2 separate regions of the Homo sapiens genome follow, and region 2 is linked to region 1. Evidence: chromatin loops called from intact Hi-C (ENCODE). Cell type or tissue: gastrocnemius medialis. All regions are shown on one strand. Links, peaks and the distances in the headings refer to the core of each region. The heading gives the core; the rest is flanking DNA.

Evidence for each region. Peaks named below come from ENCODE experiments on the same cell type or tissue, not always from the same donor. Only the 100,000 strongest peaks of a DNase experiment are listed, where the experiment ranks them.
Region 2: a loop joins it to region 1, with 5 times the contacts of the local background. A loop is called at or near these places in 2 of 110 quality-filtered maps.

The regions. Positions count from the first base shown.
Region 1 is chr22:35,308,941-35,317,267 of GRCh38, forward strand. All of the region lies in intron 1 of TOM1 (target of myb1 membrane trafficking protein), which reads left to right. Among named protein-coding and RNA genes, the nearest start is that of TOM1, 13 kb to the left of the region's middle. RefSeq lists a silencer at 296-365 and enhancers at 2,182-2,461, 4,911-5,010. In gastrocnemius medialis, for the core only: no CTCF peak of the experiment used is centred there; DNase peaks (open chromatin) are centred at 3,741, 4,911, 5,421, 7,161 and 7 weaker places; H3K4me3 peaks cover 1,925 bases; H3K27ac peaks cover 7,203 bases.
Region 2 is chr22:35,614,549-35,622,875 of GRCh38, forward strand. MB (myoglobin) reads right to left here and starts at 2,781. Exons shown (of 3, transcript NM_005368.3): 1 at 2,615-2,781. The coding sequence starts at 2,709. RefSeq lists an enhancer at 7,520-8,035. In gastrocnemius medialis, for the core only: a CTCF peak has its summit at 3,191 (motif pointing right); DNase peaks (open chromatin) are centred at 913, 3,073, 5,013, 6,553 and 3 weaker places; H3K4me3 peaks cover 4,501 bases; H3K27ac peaks cover 8,000 bases.

The sequences.
Region 1 (8,327 bases), core at 94-8,093:
GGCTCAGCAAATTAGGAGATGGATGGAACTTTCCACGCTGGGTCTGGAAAGAGTTATTCCTTTGGAAAATAGTTTTCAAGACAAGTTTCTGGCTGAAAAAAAAATAGCTTCTGCATATTTGTGATTTAAAAATCTCTTATGGGGTGCTTGAAATTCTCAATCATGTTGTGGTTGATATGTTTGTAGAGGATAGCATTTATTTTGGTGCTTGAAATGTATACACTCCTCCTCACACATCCCTGGAAGGTGAGTGCTTTGGTCATCTTTATTCTGTAGAGGAGGAACTGAGGCACAGAGAGGCCGAGGAGTTACCCAGGCTCACACAGCTGGTAGGTGCTGGAGTCTGGGCAGGATTTGTCTGTGTCTGCATCCCATCCTCCCAACTTTTCCATCTCACCGATTCCCCCTTAGAACTGAAAGAGGCCAGGCGCAGTGGCTCACACCTGTAATCCCAGCACTTTGGGAGGCCAAGACAGGCAGATCGCCTGAGGTCAGGAGTTCAAGACCAGCCTGGCCAACATGGTAAAACCCCATCTTTACTAAAAATACAAACATTAGCTGGATGTGGTGGTGGGCGCCTGTAATCCCAGCTACCCTGGAGGCTGAGACAGGAGAATCGCTTGAACCGGTGAGGCGGAAGTTGCAGTGAGCCAAGATCGTGCCACAGCACTCCAGCCTGGGCAACAGAGTGAGACTCCATCTCAAAAAAAAAAAAAAAAAGAGAGAGAACTGAGAGACCTGCTGGGTTTCCCTTTGAGTGACAACATCTGTGTCCATCTAGAATGAATTCGTTCAGTAGTGGCTTCTTCTGTATTTCTGCCTAACCTTCTTGACCACATTGGTTTCATCCTCGTGCTTGCATTCTCACGGTAGGAAGCACAGGTGAAAGTACCAACTGTCTGTGTCTCTGTTACCAAGAAAGCAAAACCTTCCCCAGGAGCCGCCCAAGAGACACCCGCTTCCATCTCTGTGGCCAGAAGTCCCAGGGCTACTTCTGGCTGCAAGGGGGTCTAGAAAAGCTAAATGCTGTGAGCCCAGGGGGAGCATCTTCCACAACTATTGGAGTCAGCTCCACATGGTAGGGTTAATAAAAATTTCACATAGTCACTGAGTACAGTAATAGAAATACAGTATCTAGCAAGGACAGGTAAATGTGGCGTGTGGGTTCCCACACTGCATTTCCAGATGGACAGCATGGCTGGCCTATATCCAGAGGGGTCGGTCAGAATAGGGTGAAGGCTCTGGAGATCATTATCAGAGTGGAGTGGTCACAGGTCCTGAGGATGTTGGAGGACAGATTAAGGAGGGACGTGGTACTTTTTAAAAGTATTCAAAGGGTCACGGTGGCTCACGCCTGTAATCCCAGCACTTTGGGAGGCCAAGACGGGTGGATCACGAGGTCAAGAGATCGAGACCATCCTGGCCAATGTGGTGAAACCCTGTCTCTACTAAAAATACAAAAATTAGCTGGGCATGGTGGCACACGCCTGTAGTCCCAGCTACTCGGGAGGCCGAGTGAGGCAGGTGAACTTCAACCCAGTAGTTGGAGGTTGCAGTGAGCCGAGATCGTGCCACTGCACTCCAGCCTGGGCAACAGTGAGACTCTGTCTCAAAAAAAAAATGTATTCAGAGGATTGCAAGTTGGAAGAAGGATTAGGATTTCCACACAATAGCTAGTAAGGGATCAATGAGTGCCCAAGTGTGGAGGTGTTTCATTTACACTGTTATAAAGGTTTATTGTGCTGGTGAATACAGCCTCATCTTTCATTCAGTCATTCAGCAAACAGGTACTGCAGGTTTATCATGGCCCAGGTCCCATCTGGGGTAGACAGTTAGTCCATTTGTGAGCTATAACCGCCACCCTTAAAGAGCTCACAGACTCCTGGGAGAGAGAGATGTAGAAACAAAGAGATCGCCCAACAGAGTTATTTTAATCACTCCACTAAGCAGTGCTTAGAGTTGTGGTCTGTGGAAAATGCTACTGGCTGCTAGCTGGAAGGAATAGGCCCTGGCGGGGTGGGGGGTGTCAGGGCAGACTCCACCAGGAGACCTGACCTTTGATCTGGGCTTAGGAGCACGAGTTGAGGTGGGGAGGAGCACATTTCTTCCTGGAAGAAGGGCAGTGTGTTCAGAAGCACAGAAGCCTGAGGAGGGTGATGGGGTGGCTGCGGGCGATCAGCTGAGCTGGTGAGTGGGAGTGGGAGGAAGGACTGGGCCAGGTCTCAGTGCCGGCTCCCGAGGGCTTCAGTGGAGCCCGGTGCCTTCAGGTCCATGCCGTAGTTGTCCACCGCGGAGCAGTCCCGTGGGAAGGCCAGGGCAGCTGGACCTCACTCCTTAAAGAGGAATATTAATCACGAATACTTTGAGCTGCAGGTAACAGGAAACGCAACCAGCAGAGTCTGAAACCACCACAACAACGCACTTTGTTTACCTAGCAAGAAGCCTGAAGGTTGGCAGTTTCAGGGTGGGTTTGACAGCTCCACGATGTCTCAAAACAGCCAGACTCTTTCTTGTTCTGTCCTTAGCCTGGTGGCTAATCAGTGAAATACAGTGATTGTTGTTCTGGGAAGGCAGGGTAGGCAGGGGCAGTCAGCATCGAACTGAGCACCTAGGCAGTGCAGAGCCTCAGTCGGTCATTCCAAAAGTATGTAATGCCCCCCTCTGCTCTGTTGCACCAGAAGGTGGGCCCCAGAAGGTCTGCCCCAGGCAGGCAGAGGCAGTCTTCACAGGGACAGAGCAGAGTGGAGAGCACACAAGTTTGGAGCACGCAGGCCTGGCTTTGCATCTAGCAAGTCACAAACCTCTGCACATTGGCTGCCCCCACGACAGTTGGGGATGTGGGGAGGTGACACAAATGGAGGTCCTCCGAGCATCCTGCACAGGCTGACACTTCTTCACTGAATGATGGCTGTCATTGTTCTCCATGATGTTGTTATTGTCATGGTGCAGGATGAGGAGTGACACGGTCTACCCAGAAGGAGGCACCACTGAGGAGCCAACCCTGGGTGGGGCTTAGAAGATGAGGGGAGTTCGGCTGGGCACGGTGGCTCACGCCTGTAATCCCAGCACTTTGGGAGGCCGAGGCGGGTGGATCACAAGGTCAGGAGTTCAAGACCAGCCTGGCCAAGGTGGTGAAACCTCATCTCTACTAAAAATACAAAAAAAAATTAGGCGGGCGCCTGTAATCCCAGCTACTTTGGGGGCTGAGGCAGAGAATTGCTTAAACCCAGGAGACGGAAGTTGCAGTGAGCCGAGATCGCACCACTGTACTCCAGCCTGGGCGACAGAACAAGACTCCGTCTCAAAAAAAAAAAAAAAAGACAAGGGGAGTTCAGGAGTTCAGCTGACTCATTCCTCCTCTTCATCAGCACACCTGGCACTGTCTCAGCACCTGGTCTTTCCTGCCATGGAAACGACCTTTTGGAATTGTCAGTTGTGGCCTCCCACTGGACTGTAAACCACCACTGGGGCAGGACCTTGCTGGATTTGCTCACTGACGTCTCCCTGTAGCCTGGACAGGTGTTGAGAATGTTTGAGAAGCACATAGCATCGTGGTTATGAATATGGACTTGAGAACCAGACTTCTCTGGCTTTGAATCTGCTGTGCATCTCACAAACTGTGTGACTGCAGGCAAATTGCTGCCTTCTCCATGCCCCTGAGTTTATTCATCCTCTGTCTTAAAGGTTGTGGTGACGGGTGACTGAGGGTGTGACGTGCTTATTAGTCCCATGCCTGGTGCATGCTGAGTGCCAGATGAGCATGTGAACTGGATGAGCCTGACTGAATGAGGAATGGCATTGCAGACAGAAGCTCAGAGGCGTGAGAGGGCAAGCCACATAGAGGAAGGGGGTACAGCTGACTGTGGCTGACGCCAGCCCCTGGAGAGTTCAGGCTTTTGATCCTCAGGCAGTGAGGGTGATGGACAATGTTTAAACAGAGGAAGTTGTGCTTGGAGTTATGTTTGAGTAGAGCGTGGAGGTGACAGTGCAGGCCTGGGGAGGTGGCAGCTTGAGCCAGAGCTGTCTCAGTGATCATGAGACTGTTGGAATGTGCAGGATGGGAGCGAGCGGGCTCCAGGCTGCTTCCCAGAAGGCTGGTGTGGAAAGGGGTGATACTGGCCGGACACAGTGGGCAGTGGCTCACACCTGTAATCCCAGCACTTTGGGAGGCCAAGGCGGGTGGATCACTTGAGGTCAGGAGTTCGAGACCAGCCTGACCAACATGGTGAAGCCCCATCTCTACTAAAAATACAAAACTTAGCCAGGTGTGTTGGCAGGTACCTGTAATCCCAGCTACTCGGGAGGCTGAGGCAGGAGAATCGCTTAAACCCGGGAGGCAGAGGTTGCAGTGAGCCAAGATCGTGCCACTGTACTCCAACCTGGGTGACAGAACGAGACTGTCTCAAAAAAAAAAAAGAAAGAAAGGGGTGATACCATACCATGGCCCCCATCTCTGATCCTGCCCGTGGTGTGGCGTGTCTTTGGTGACTACTCATTCTTTCTCTTGGCCCAAGTCATAGTCATTGTAGCTCGGTTACTCATTGCTAGCCTTTCCTGATGTCATACTGACATTGTCTGGCTGCAAGGTCACAACATCCTGTGAGGCAGGCAGTCTTATCCTGATTTTACGGGTGCAAAAACAGAGACTCAGAGGGGCTGGATCTTTGCCCACATTCTATGAGTTAGGTCAGGCCAGACTCGTCCCACTCCACCCTCATCTCCATGAGGGGCAGGTGGGTCTTGCCATCATGCCAGGCAGATTATCTGGAGCCCTCCAGGGAGGTGGTATCTGCACCAGACCCAATAGGGAGAGGACAGACTGCTGTAAGGACGCACAGGTGCCCAGTGATCCGAAGCCACAGGCTTGCCAGCCATAAACAACTGCAAAGCCGCCTGATGACAGGTGGAGGATTGCAGGGCCCGGTTCTGTCAGGAGCTGGAAGACAAGAGCACAGCTGCTACCCGGAGGCCCTTGAAGGTTACAGCTCCGAGGTCGGGGAATCAGTTGTCATTCTCTTGGTAACTGGCAACCACTGTCCGTGTTTTTATTCCCCCTTCTTAAAATAGCAAGCTGAATTACTTCTGTGGTGAAGAACAAAAACAAAGCAAATATTGCCAGGTTCCTGTGGGTTTAAAATTCTGCCCTGATGGAATATGCCTACCCTGTGGGCATCTGAAGGAAATCCACATGATTCACCGCAATCCTGTTGTCCACACCTGGACCTGGAGGAACCTGGAGGAACCTAGAAGGGGTTGGCAAGTGATGGTCTGGGCAGATGTCCCACAGCCTCCCAACAGCTGTCTTGTACTGGAATTGCTCAGATCTGCCTTGTCCCGATTTTGTCTCCTCCTCCTCTTCCTCTCCCCTTTCTCGTTTAGGCCACATATCCCCTCCCACCCCGCAGAAAACCTCCGTCTTCTGATTGGCTCTGCCCACTACTGCCTGCTGCCACTCATGGCTCAGGAGCTTGCCTGCACTGCTTGGGTCACATCAGACTCATGCACGGGGTGGGGGCGGGGGGTCCTTCTGCTCCCACCTGATTGCCGGGTATGGGATTTCTCTTATTTATCAATGTCCCCGCTTCCCTTTAAAAGCCACTTACTTGCCTTTCCAAAACAACCACAGCCTCTCCTGAAACACTGATGTTCCCTCCTCCAGGAGATGAGAGGTGCCCATCGTTTTCAGGGGGTACTGGGGACAGAAGAGGATCTGATGGTGGGGACCACTGAGAGGCCTGCCGGTGGAGCTCAGGGAGGAGAGGGCCAACTCCCTGTGTGGTCAGGAAGGACACTTCTGGGAAAACAGTGTTCCCCGCCCCTGCTGAGAGATGCGGATGGCACAGAAGCCTCAGGCACCTGCGCCACAGCGTCAGCGGCTGCCCCGCCCTTACCTCTGTGTGCCCTTTGCAAGTTGGTGATCTCTCTGTGCTTCAGTTTCCTCATGAGATGAGGGCAATAATGCACACCTTACAGTGTGTTAAAATTAAATCTCATTCTTCATGTGAACAGCTAATGCTGCTTGATATTCTATGGCATATAACTTGGGAAGTTAAAATATTATTATTGTGGAAGGGCATGCAGGCCAGGTCGAAGACTAGGGAGACACGGAAGGATTTGGGCAGGAAGGACACTGTCATTTTCAGGTTTCAGAAAGTTCCTTCTGGACAGTGTGGAGAATGGGTGGGAGGAGGGAGGCAGGAGGAGGGAAGAAGCTGAGGCGGTAGTCTAGCGGGAGGATGGTGGCCGGGCTGGGGCAGGGGCAGTGGCAGAGGGGATGGTGTGATGGACAGAGATTTGGGAGCTGACTTGGCAGGACTTCGTGGCCTTTAGGTGTGGCTAGGGAGGGAGATGACACTAATCCTCTGGCCTGTGTGACTGGGGCTTGCTGAGATGTGGCCTGTGGCAGAGGAGCAGGTTCTGTAGGTTAACACTGACTGACATGACTAACCCCCGCCCCAAAACCCTCCAAAGCAGGGCACGGCCCTCTGCTCAGAGGGACACTTGTTTGGCCCGCTCTGTTCTTCCCAGGTGGCTCTATAAGTGTGGAACCCCCAAGGGCAGGGGTGTGGTACAAAGAAGCCACACTCAGTAAACCTTCACAGGATGGACAACTCTGTCTCTCAGCCCTGTCAGAGGAGCTTTCCTCATCCCCTCCTCCAGGCCTGATCTAGGGGTAAAGCAACCGCCCTCTGCCTCAGCCGCCTGGCATGTGTCCTGGGCCACCCTGGCATCCGTCTGGCTCAGGACCTGAGGGTAGAACTGAAGTTGGGCCAATTGCAAAACCAAGGTCTCAGAGCCACAGTTTTAGTGTTGGTTGAGCCAGCCTGGCTAGAAGAGGGCCCTGTCCAGTCCCGCAGAAACTGCCCTCCTCTGTCCTCCGGCAGACTGGGTTTAGCAGGCACTGTGGCTTCTTTTGGGCACCTTAAAGCAGGGACCATGCCCACCGAGTCCACCATGGTATCCCAGTGCCTGGAACCGGCTTGGCTTACAAATAGCCGTGTAGCAAGCGAAGAGTCACCCACCCTCCCCGAGCCGGGGCACAGCCGTGAGGAGAGAGCCTCCCTTGCAGGACAGCGTGACATCACGTGGAATAACAAGTTCTACATGCCTACTCTGGCACACACTCCTGACAGATAATAGACAGCCGGCAGCACTGTGCTCAAGTGCCTGGCCCATCAGCCAGCAGGTGTGCCAAGGCCGGCAGGGTGGCTGCAGCAGGCGGATGAGTACTTTGCATGTGACACTTGCAGGGGAGGGAACCTTGGGTAGTGCCCTGTGTCAGAACAGGGTCTCACCCTTAAAAGGCGGAGCAAAGCCTGTCTTATCACACAGTCCTCCATGTAGTCACAATACATACCAGCCAGAGTGATGTGTGTAATGGAACGTTACCTGCAAGAAACAGGGCACAAAATTTCCTGTGTGCACGTGGTTGACGCGTGAAGATAGCATCTAGGAAGGCGCAGAGAACAGAAAACAGGCCATGCGGCACCTCCCTTTCCTAAAGACCGTTTACAAAGGTGCTGGCATTGCGAGTTCCTGCGTTCATCATTCATGTAATACCAATTAGTGCCTCCCACACTACAGTTCACAAAAGGCTGCCAAGCCCGGTGCTTGCTACCATGCAGACCTGCAGCCAGTGGTCCCGGCCATGGCCCTGACAGGCTTCCAGAACTCTGCAGCCGACTCCCGGCCTGGAAATCTTACCCTAGGAACTGCCACAAAGTGAAAATTTCGTGGAACTGAATAGAGGTGGTGGTGGTTGTATTCAGTATTACAGGTGTACCAAATGCCACTGAATTATACATGGTAAAATGGTTAGTTTTATTTTATGTGACTTTCGCCTCAACTTTTTTTAAAAAGAACCACCACCACTTGCTGAGTGTTTATTTTGGGCCCGTACCGTGCTGATACCTTGCCGTGCTGATACCTTACTGTGCTGGTACCTTGCATGAATCATCACCTCTCTTTGGGGTAGTTCTGCTGGGTGGCTCGGCATCGGTCCCTTCTGTGGGTGCCTCAGAAGGGTACAGGAGGGCCAGGTGACCTGTTAGTAATGGAGCGTTTGCTTCCTAGGTAAAGAAGCTCTCTGTGAGATTCTAGAGGAACCTGGTTACAGGGGATGCCTCTAGGAAGAGGGGGCTGGGGCAGGGGACAGAGATAGATTTACCTAGCTCCATTGTATACCACTTGAGAACTTTTACATTTTGTATCCTGTGAATGGTTACCAACTCAAAAGATAATTCTTTTTTGCTTGTTTGTTTGTTTGTTTTGGAGATGGAGTTTCGCTCTCGTTGTCCAGGCTGGAGTGTGATGGCTCAATCTCTTTG
Region 2 (8,327 bases), core at 147-8,146, 310 kb after region 1:
CCTTTCTTACTTGCTGTGTGACTTGGCGTAAGTTACTTAACCTCTCTGTTAAATGTGGTGATCATAATCATATCTACCTCATAAGATTGTTGTCAGGCTTCAGTGAGTGAAACACTTAAACAGAGCCCAGCAATCAGTATGTGCTGAATAAATGGTTGCTGTCTTTCTCCTCCTCATCATCTCTACCATTATCATTATCATTATCATTATCATCACCATCACCCAGGAATTTTTGGTCCTGCCTGTGGCTGCCATTAACCGGTGGAGACTCTCAGGCCCAGTTCCTCCCTGTAATGAGAAGTAGTGACCACCACTGGTGATTTTCAAACATTTTATGACCTTGAAATCCTTTGTTCCCCCCGCTCCCCAAAACAGCCAAAGTAAATAAAACAAAAAAGGTTTGAGTAAAGAAAGGAAAAACAGGGGTGTGGAGCCCACTCAGCAGCCCCCTCCCTTCCGAAGCCCCACTCCTGGAGCCAGAATCTCCAAGTGACCTTCCAGCTTCTGTGTTCTAGAATTTTATGTTTGTGTACGTGCAGTGAAGGCCTCAGTGTTTTACAGACTGGGCTTCATGGAATTTGCCCTCTTTTACAATCAGAAGATTGGAGACATAACCTTTCAAGGTCAGTTAGAAAATCCAGAGTCAGTATCTAGAACAAAGTCAAGATGCCAACTCTCACGGGTGGCATTTGCAGTCCTGGGCATGAGCCTCCTCCACCCTGCCCCCAGGGAGGCCATCCTCCCTGTACCCCAAATACTGAGAGGGCAGAACCAGCTGGCACAGTCTCTGCATGTCCCACAACCTAAGACGTGACAGGGCACCAGGCCTCTGGGACCTTTCAGGGACCAGCAACCCTAGGCATTATGTCTTATCCCTGGCTCCCGGCCCCCGGCAAACCTCCGTGATCCTCCCTGATGATGCAACACCCTGAGTCTCTTTCAAGACGTACAAGTCACTGCCTTAGGTCTGGCAGCTCCCAAATCACCTTGGAAAGACCTCTGCTCTGCAAACTCTGGTCTCCTACCTCCACGCCTGACTGTCCTGCCTCCTCGCCAAAGGCAAAAGTGCATCAAGGACTCAGAGAATTCTAGGGCATGAGCGTGGGACGGGATCTCGGAGACCATGGAAGACAATCCCTTCGCTCAACCAGCAGAGAAATAAGGCCCAGAGGTGGAGAGACTTGTCCAAGGTCACATGGCATATCTGTGGCCCAGGAGTTGATGTCAATTTGTGTGTGTGTGTTGGTCGGGGGAGCACTTTGTGCAATCCAACAGGGCCTGTTGCAGCCAGATGACAGGGACAGGAGAAGAAAGACATAAACACACTACGATGCCATTACAGTCAACAGAAAACTCAACTCTTCTTCCTCAAGTGTTTCTAGCACGGATCACCAACGGCTCAAATTTTAGATAACGGAGCTTCCAGGACCAGCCATGCTCCCGAGGTAGACGGAAGCTGGAAATGGGTAAAGCCCAAGGGAGACCCAAAGGACGACGGAGTGGAAGAGGAAAATTGGCTCTGGCTCACAAATAAGGAGAAATTAATCTGCAAATTAAAGTGCCAAAGACAATCCATTCACTTGTGGCAACCCCGGCGCCCACTTCCTTCCTCCCGTTGGCAGAAACGTTGATTCTTAACCTATTAGACTTCTGAGGGAACCAGCTCAGAATGGTGAGGGAAGGGGCCAAGAGAAGAGTGTATCACCTTTGGGATAGAAGGCAACGAGGAGATGAGCTTCTATGTACAAACCACAGCCACCCTCTATTTACAAACCTCAGAATTTTGTTTTCTTTGGTGTATTCTGGAATCCCTTGTGGTAGAAGGCAGGATATACTTGCAGACCACATCATTCAGACCTCTCAAACTAGAGACATACTCAACATCGAAGGTCACTAATGAGCCTCTATCTTCTGTTCTCTAATTGCAATGCTTTGAAAGGTCCCTAGCCTGGGCTTCATCAGTAATAGCTACTAACATTTCTAGGACTCAGTATATGCCAGGAACCATGCCAGGCCTCTTGCATGCATTATTTTATTTAATTCTCACATCTCCTCTAGGATATAGATATTAGGATATCCCCTCACTGTACAGGAGAGGAAATTGAGGCTCCGAGAGGTTGAGTACTTTCCCAAAGGTCACCCAGTGGCTCAGTGGCAGAGCCAAGTCTAGAACCAGATCTGTCTCCCCTTGAAGAGCATGTCTTAACCTTGACACTTTAAGAGCATTTAATGAGCTGTGACTCTGGAAATGTCCTCCCCTTCTCAGTCCCTTTTTGTCCTCATCCTGTAAGAGAGGTGGCTGTACAAAATCTCTCAGGACCCTTGTTAACTCTGACTGTCTATAATTCTAAAATTCTTCCTGGTGGACTCTGAGCATCCTAGGTTTGATTCTCATGCTTCCTCCAGCTGCTGACATCAGCCTGAAATGGCTCCTTTCCCTCTCCTGAGTCCAATCCCTGACACTTAAAAGCAAAGAAAAAGCAAGTGACCGTTCTAACACCCTTAACTAATGCAGCCAACTGACCTACCCCACGTGCAAACTTTCCACCTTGCAGCTGAACACCCTTGATCTTAGGGTGTGGGTGGCAGGGGCAATGGAATCTCTTCCTTTTACCTGATGAGGACTTCCTGCCCATGGCCTGGGATGTCAGCCTCCACCTTCCCCCAGACGTTCAGCACCAACTGCCATTCCCCGTCGCTGAGCCCCATGGCGCAGTCTGAAGAAGACAAAAAGAGCAAGTATGGGCTCACTGGGTGTCCTGGCCCCAACAGCTGGGGTTTGAGGCTGCCTGGTCCCAAGGGCGTTTTTATACCTTCTGGGATGCTTGACAAAGATCGCTCAATGGCTCGCTGTCCCCCTCCCCTGCCCTCCTTCACTTTCTCTCTCTCATCCAGGGAGGGTCTAATCTTTTCCTTTCTCTAGCCCTCACATGGGAAGCTATTTTAGGGCAGGTGCCATTGTGGCGAGGCAGGACAGCTCAGGCCACAGGGGGTGGGGTGGTTGTGCGTGTGGAAAGAAGGGGAGGAGGTTGGGCACTGTCTGGACTCTCATAGCCGACAGAAAGGGCACCACAGAAGCCGACGCCAGCAGCCTGAAACCCAACGCTCCCTGCGGTCAGCCCTCCCAAGAGGACCTGTCATGTTTCTAAGCTTGGCCACCAGGTGCCCCGGCTGGCCCCAGGACAGTCCTGGCCATTCGCAACCTCTCACGCACCTTCTGCCCCTTTGCCAGAGACCCCTCACCCAGCCAGAAGTGACAGAAAGGAACCGGATGGTTTTGTGCTTATAGCCAGGTGGTCCCAGGCAAGTCCACAATCTCTTAGAGAACTCCTGTTTTCATGACCCTGCTCAAAGGTTTCCCTCTGAAAAGTTTTTCTTGACATACTCCTTTGAGACACCACTAATTGCTTCCTCCTTTCCTTTCTTTGTGTAAGTTCCTGTTGCATTGCTTCCCAAAGGGCATCCTATTTCCTGGTTTTCATGCCATCTTCTCCATTAGGATAATAGCAGCCAGCACTCACAAGAGACTTTGCTGGGTGCCAGGCCCTGTCCCAAACACTTGGCATTTGGTAACTCATTTAATCCCCGCAAGACCTCCCAATGTGATAGGTACTGACATTATCCCTATTTAATTGAGAGAAAGTAGGGAAACATCACTGATGTACAACTAGTCGCTGGCAGAGTTGGGATTTGAACTCAGGAAGCCACGCCCCTTTCTTTGCAGTTTTCAGGAGGGCAGGAGCTCTGTTTTATTAACCCACGTATCTCTTGGGCCTCACATGGTGCTTTGTGCCAAGTTTGAACTGAATAAATGTTTATTGAGTAAATGGGTGGATGGTTTTGCAAAGAAAGAGAGTGGAGGATGATTAGCCTTATCTTACATCCATGCATCCTCCTTCAATCCATTCAGGTATTCAACCATCTATCCATTTATCCACTTGTCCATCCAGTTACTCATCCATCCATCCATCTGTCATCCCTTAATTCATCCATCCATCATCTCTTTGTCTATCCATGCATTCACTCATCTATCCATCCACCACCCATCCATCCAACATCTATCAATCCCTCCATCTATCCGACATCCCTTAATTCATCTATTCATCTATCCATCATCTCTTTGTCTATCCAGGCATTCATTCATCTATCCATCCACCCATCCATCCAAAATCCACCAGTTCCTCCATCTATCCATCTATCCATCCATCCATGTGTTCATCCATCCATCCCTCAATTCATTCATCCACCCATCATCCCTCCATTCATCCATCCACCCATCCCCTCATTCATCCATTCATTATCCCTCCATTCATCATCCCTCCCTCCATCCATCTATCCATCCATCACCCACCCATCCCTCCATCTATCTATCTGTTCCTCCATCCCTCCATCCATCCATCCACCCATTCCCTCATTCATCCACTCATTATCCCTCCATTCATCATCCCCCCTCCATCCATCTATCCATCCATCATCCACCCATCCCTCCATCTATCCTTCTATCCATCTGTAACTCCACCCATCCATCCATCCCTCTCACAGTGATAGAGCACCTACTGTGTGTCAGACACTGCTACATGCTGAGGATAACAAAATCAAATAAAACACCTTCCTGTGTTCAAGGAACTCAGAGTCTTTTTAGGGAGATAACTAAGAGGAATGAAAATACAGTACAGTTTGTTTAGTGCTATGATCAAGGTAGGCACAGGCCCTTCCTTCCATCTGCATAAGACTATACAGTTTACAAAGTGGCTGCTTGGCAAGATTACATCTAATCTTTACAACACCTCTGTGAGGTAGCGAGCACCACCCCGCTTTACAGCTGTGGGAGATGAGATTCAGAAAGGATAAGCCAGTGTTTGGGCCATCCTGGGTCTGCACTGGATTTGTCAGTAATGACTGCCCCACCTACACAGCTTTTTGAAGATAACTGCCCTGCCCCAATCTTGCTGAGGTGCAGGTGTAGCCAGTCATGTTCTGGGACACACAGTTCTCCCGCAAACCTGCTGCCAGTCACAGCCAAGCTGAGAAAGCCAATGTCAGGGCTCCATCTGAATAGTCAGCATCTACTAGCTCTGCCAGTCAGATCCCAGCTTCAGAATGTGAACAGAGATGTTTGGTAAGAATTGGACAAATAATAGGAAATGTAGCTAGAAAAAGAGTTAAATTCAAAGAATCCCCAAACTTGGAGTTCCCCAGTGCAACTTTGGGTCAGAACGCCCTCTGTGTGGGTCTCTAAAGCCTGGCTGGTGACCATTCTAGGATTGCCATGAGCCGCCACTCCCTGGAGGAGCCTTGTGTCTCCATTCAGTGAGTCCTGTGTACTGAGTCGGCTGACTCCTAGCGACCAAAAGGGTCAGAGGCACCGGCTGCACCTCTGGCGCCCCTTCCCTAGTGACCATTCCAGAAGTCAACCCCAAATGCTAGGCCAGCCGACCTCCAAAGGCCCATCTCTTTAGCAGTGGAAGAAGCAGTAACAAAATAAGTAGCTAAAATGCCATGGGGGGCCGGGCGTGGTGGCTCACGCCTGTAATCCCAGCAATTTGGGAGGCTGAGGTGGGTGGATCACAAGGTCAAGAGATCGAGACTATCCTGGCTAACATGTTCAAGCCCTGTCTCTACTAAAAATACAAAAATTAGCTGGGCATGGTGGCACGAACCTGTAGTCCCAGCTACTTGGGAGGCTGAGGCAGGAGAATCACTTGAACCCGGGAGGCAGAGGTTGCAGTGAGCCGAGATCGCTGTACTCCAGCCTGGCAACAGAGCGAGCCTCCATCTCAAAAAGAAAAAAAGAAGCCATGGGGATGCCAAAGGGGATCTCATTCATTCATTCAGTCAGTCAGTCATCTGTTTGTTCCTTTGTTCATTCATTCATTTGAAAGCCCATTACTGAGGCCCCAGTCTGTGCCAGGCCCAGCCTCAGAAGGAAAGACAACTCTGAGAGGGTCTGCCCCGGTCTCAGACTCTCAGCAGTTTGACCCTTACTGCTGGTCACTCGCTGGAGGTGAGTCCAGGGTGTGAGAGAGGAGGGCAGAAAGAAGGAGATGGCATTGAGCTGTGCCACATCTGACCTGGGGCCCCCTGCCTGGTGCGCTGGGGAAGGCCAAGAGGCAGATCTGAGACTCCTGGAGATTGAGACGCAATGTGCGGTTTTCAAATGCTCTCTGGCCTGTGCCCTCCCGAGAGTGTCAGAACACCCCTGAGGGTGCGGGGCAGGGCAGGGCTGATTACTACCCGAATCCCAGCTCTTCTCCCGTCTCTGGCCTCCTGAGTTGTCTGGGGATGGCCTGAGCATTTAAAATCTCATCAACCCATTACTGATGCTGAAATGTTTAATATGAAGCTATCACCCGCTTGGCAAGCGCCCCCATTAACTGGCATGCTCATGGAAACCTGTAGCTTTGAAGTTGATGGACCTTTTAAGTTTTACCATTTAAGCTAATGGGAAGGCACCGACATCTGTTTGTACTCACACATCTCTACAACAGAGCAGCGTTACCTCACAGTTGCTATGGCTACCTGGAGTCACCAGCTCTGTTTGGGGGCTATTATTATCCCTGTGACAGCCTTCATTATGGCCAGGGCAGAGAAGCTGCAGACACATGATAGGAAAGCCAGGCTGCCTTTGTGTGCAAAACTTTCTACAGCCTTACACGCTCATGCTACACACACGCACACACACGCACGAATGCAGGGCACATTAGTCTGATACCCAGTGGGGCAAAACTGGATCCCACCAAGTCAGACCTCCTCTTTTTCCCTTTCATATCACAGGATCCTTTGAATCCAAAACTGAGACTTGTAGAATCATCCTCAAGGCTCCCAATTCTGGAATCTTGAGATCCCAGAATTAAAATTCTAGAGTGTCAAAGTCTTCAACTTTTCAGCACCGGAGAAACTTGGGTTCTAGATTCCAGACTTATAGAGAGCTAGAAGCAGAGAAATCTAGAATTATAGGGCCATAGTATCTTGTGACTAAAAGAGGCCTTCAACGGTATTTTGTCCAATTTCCCACTAAACATAGTTTTCCCTACAGATCATCATCTGGCATCTGCTTGAATACTCCTGGGAGTGGTGAGCTCACTACCTAAAGCTTTAAAAATCCTTTTTTATGTCGAACCAAAAGATGCCTCCATGTCACGTGCACTTCCTTGCGGCAGCTCCGCCTGCTCCTTGGGGATATAGAGGCCCAGCTGAGTCTGCCTCACAAGAGAAGGAGCAGGCTCACCCAAGACTTTTCTTGTCCAGACTGAACATCCCAGGACTTCCACTGAGCACCCTCCCCAGGCAAGGCAAGTCGGGGGCCTCAGTCTGGTGGAGAAAGACGGGCTCTGCCATCTTCGGTCTCCAGCCACTCTCACCTCTGGTCACATGCACACAAAGAGAACGCTATAGCAAAGGGGATTCCAGCACCCACCTGCACAGGTTTGAGCCCCTCAGGCAGCTGTGCACCTGGCCCACAGTTTTTATGGTCAGAAAATCCAATCTAGGTGACCTAGGAATTTGCTAGCCCTTGGACAGCTGACAATTCCCTTTGGTAAATCTGGGCTTAAGACACCACCAAGGGAGATCAAAGATGTGGCAAGAAGGAGAACTCTGGCTCCTCAAAGCCAGGACTCCCCACGATCTTCACTACTCTCTTCCTCCTCCTTCTGGGAACCAGCCTTTGGAGGCCAGTCTGGGCAGTGCCTCCCTCCTGCCAGCAGGCCCTCCCACCCCACCCCCAGCTTAGCTTGTGCCTCCCTGGCAGAGTCTACCCTCCTGGACCAGCGCCAGGCCAGGGCTCAGAGCAGGGCTGAGGCCTGGGAGTTGCAGGACCTGCTCAAGGCCCTTGATGGGGCAGCAGAACCCCCAAGCTTGCTCCAGACTCCCAGGAACCCACCCACCAGGGCTGCTCCTCTCCAGCCCCTCAGCATCCATCATACTGACCACAGCTCCCCTTCTCCCCAGCTGTCCTCGCAGAGCCTCCAGCCAAGCGGCCAGGGCTGGGGGTGGGGAGAGGTGTCTTATAGCAGCCGGGGAGAGGCACAGGGAACTAAAAATACAGTTTACATGGCAAGGCTCCTCCTCTCCCTGCAGGCCCAGAGGGGCTTATTGGAGGAGGGCTGGCAGGGACACAACATCCTAATCCCTTAGTCAACAGGTGTGGCCTGGGACACCGACCTGCCTCCCCCCTCCACCCTCCCCAGCCTTGGAGGCTCCGAGTGGCTCCTCCAGCTCCACCATCCACCTGTCACCTGGACAGAGACCAGCCCCGCCTCCACAGTCACCTAACCCCACATCCACCCATCCTCCCCTTCCTTCAAGGCCCATTGCATAGGAACGGC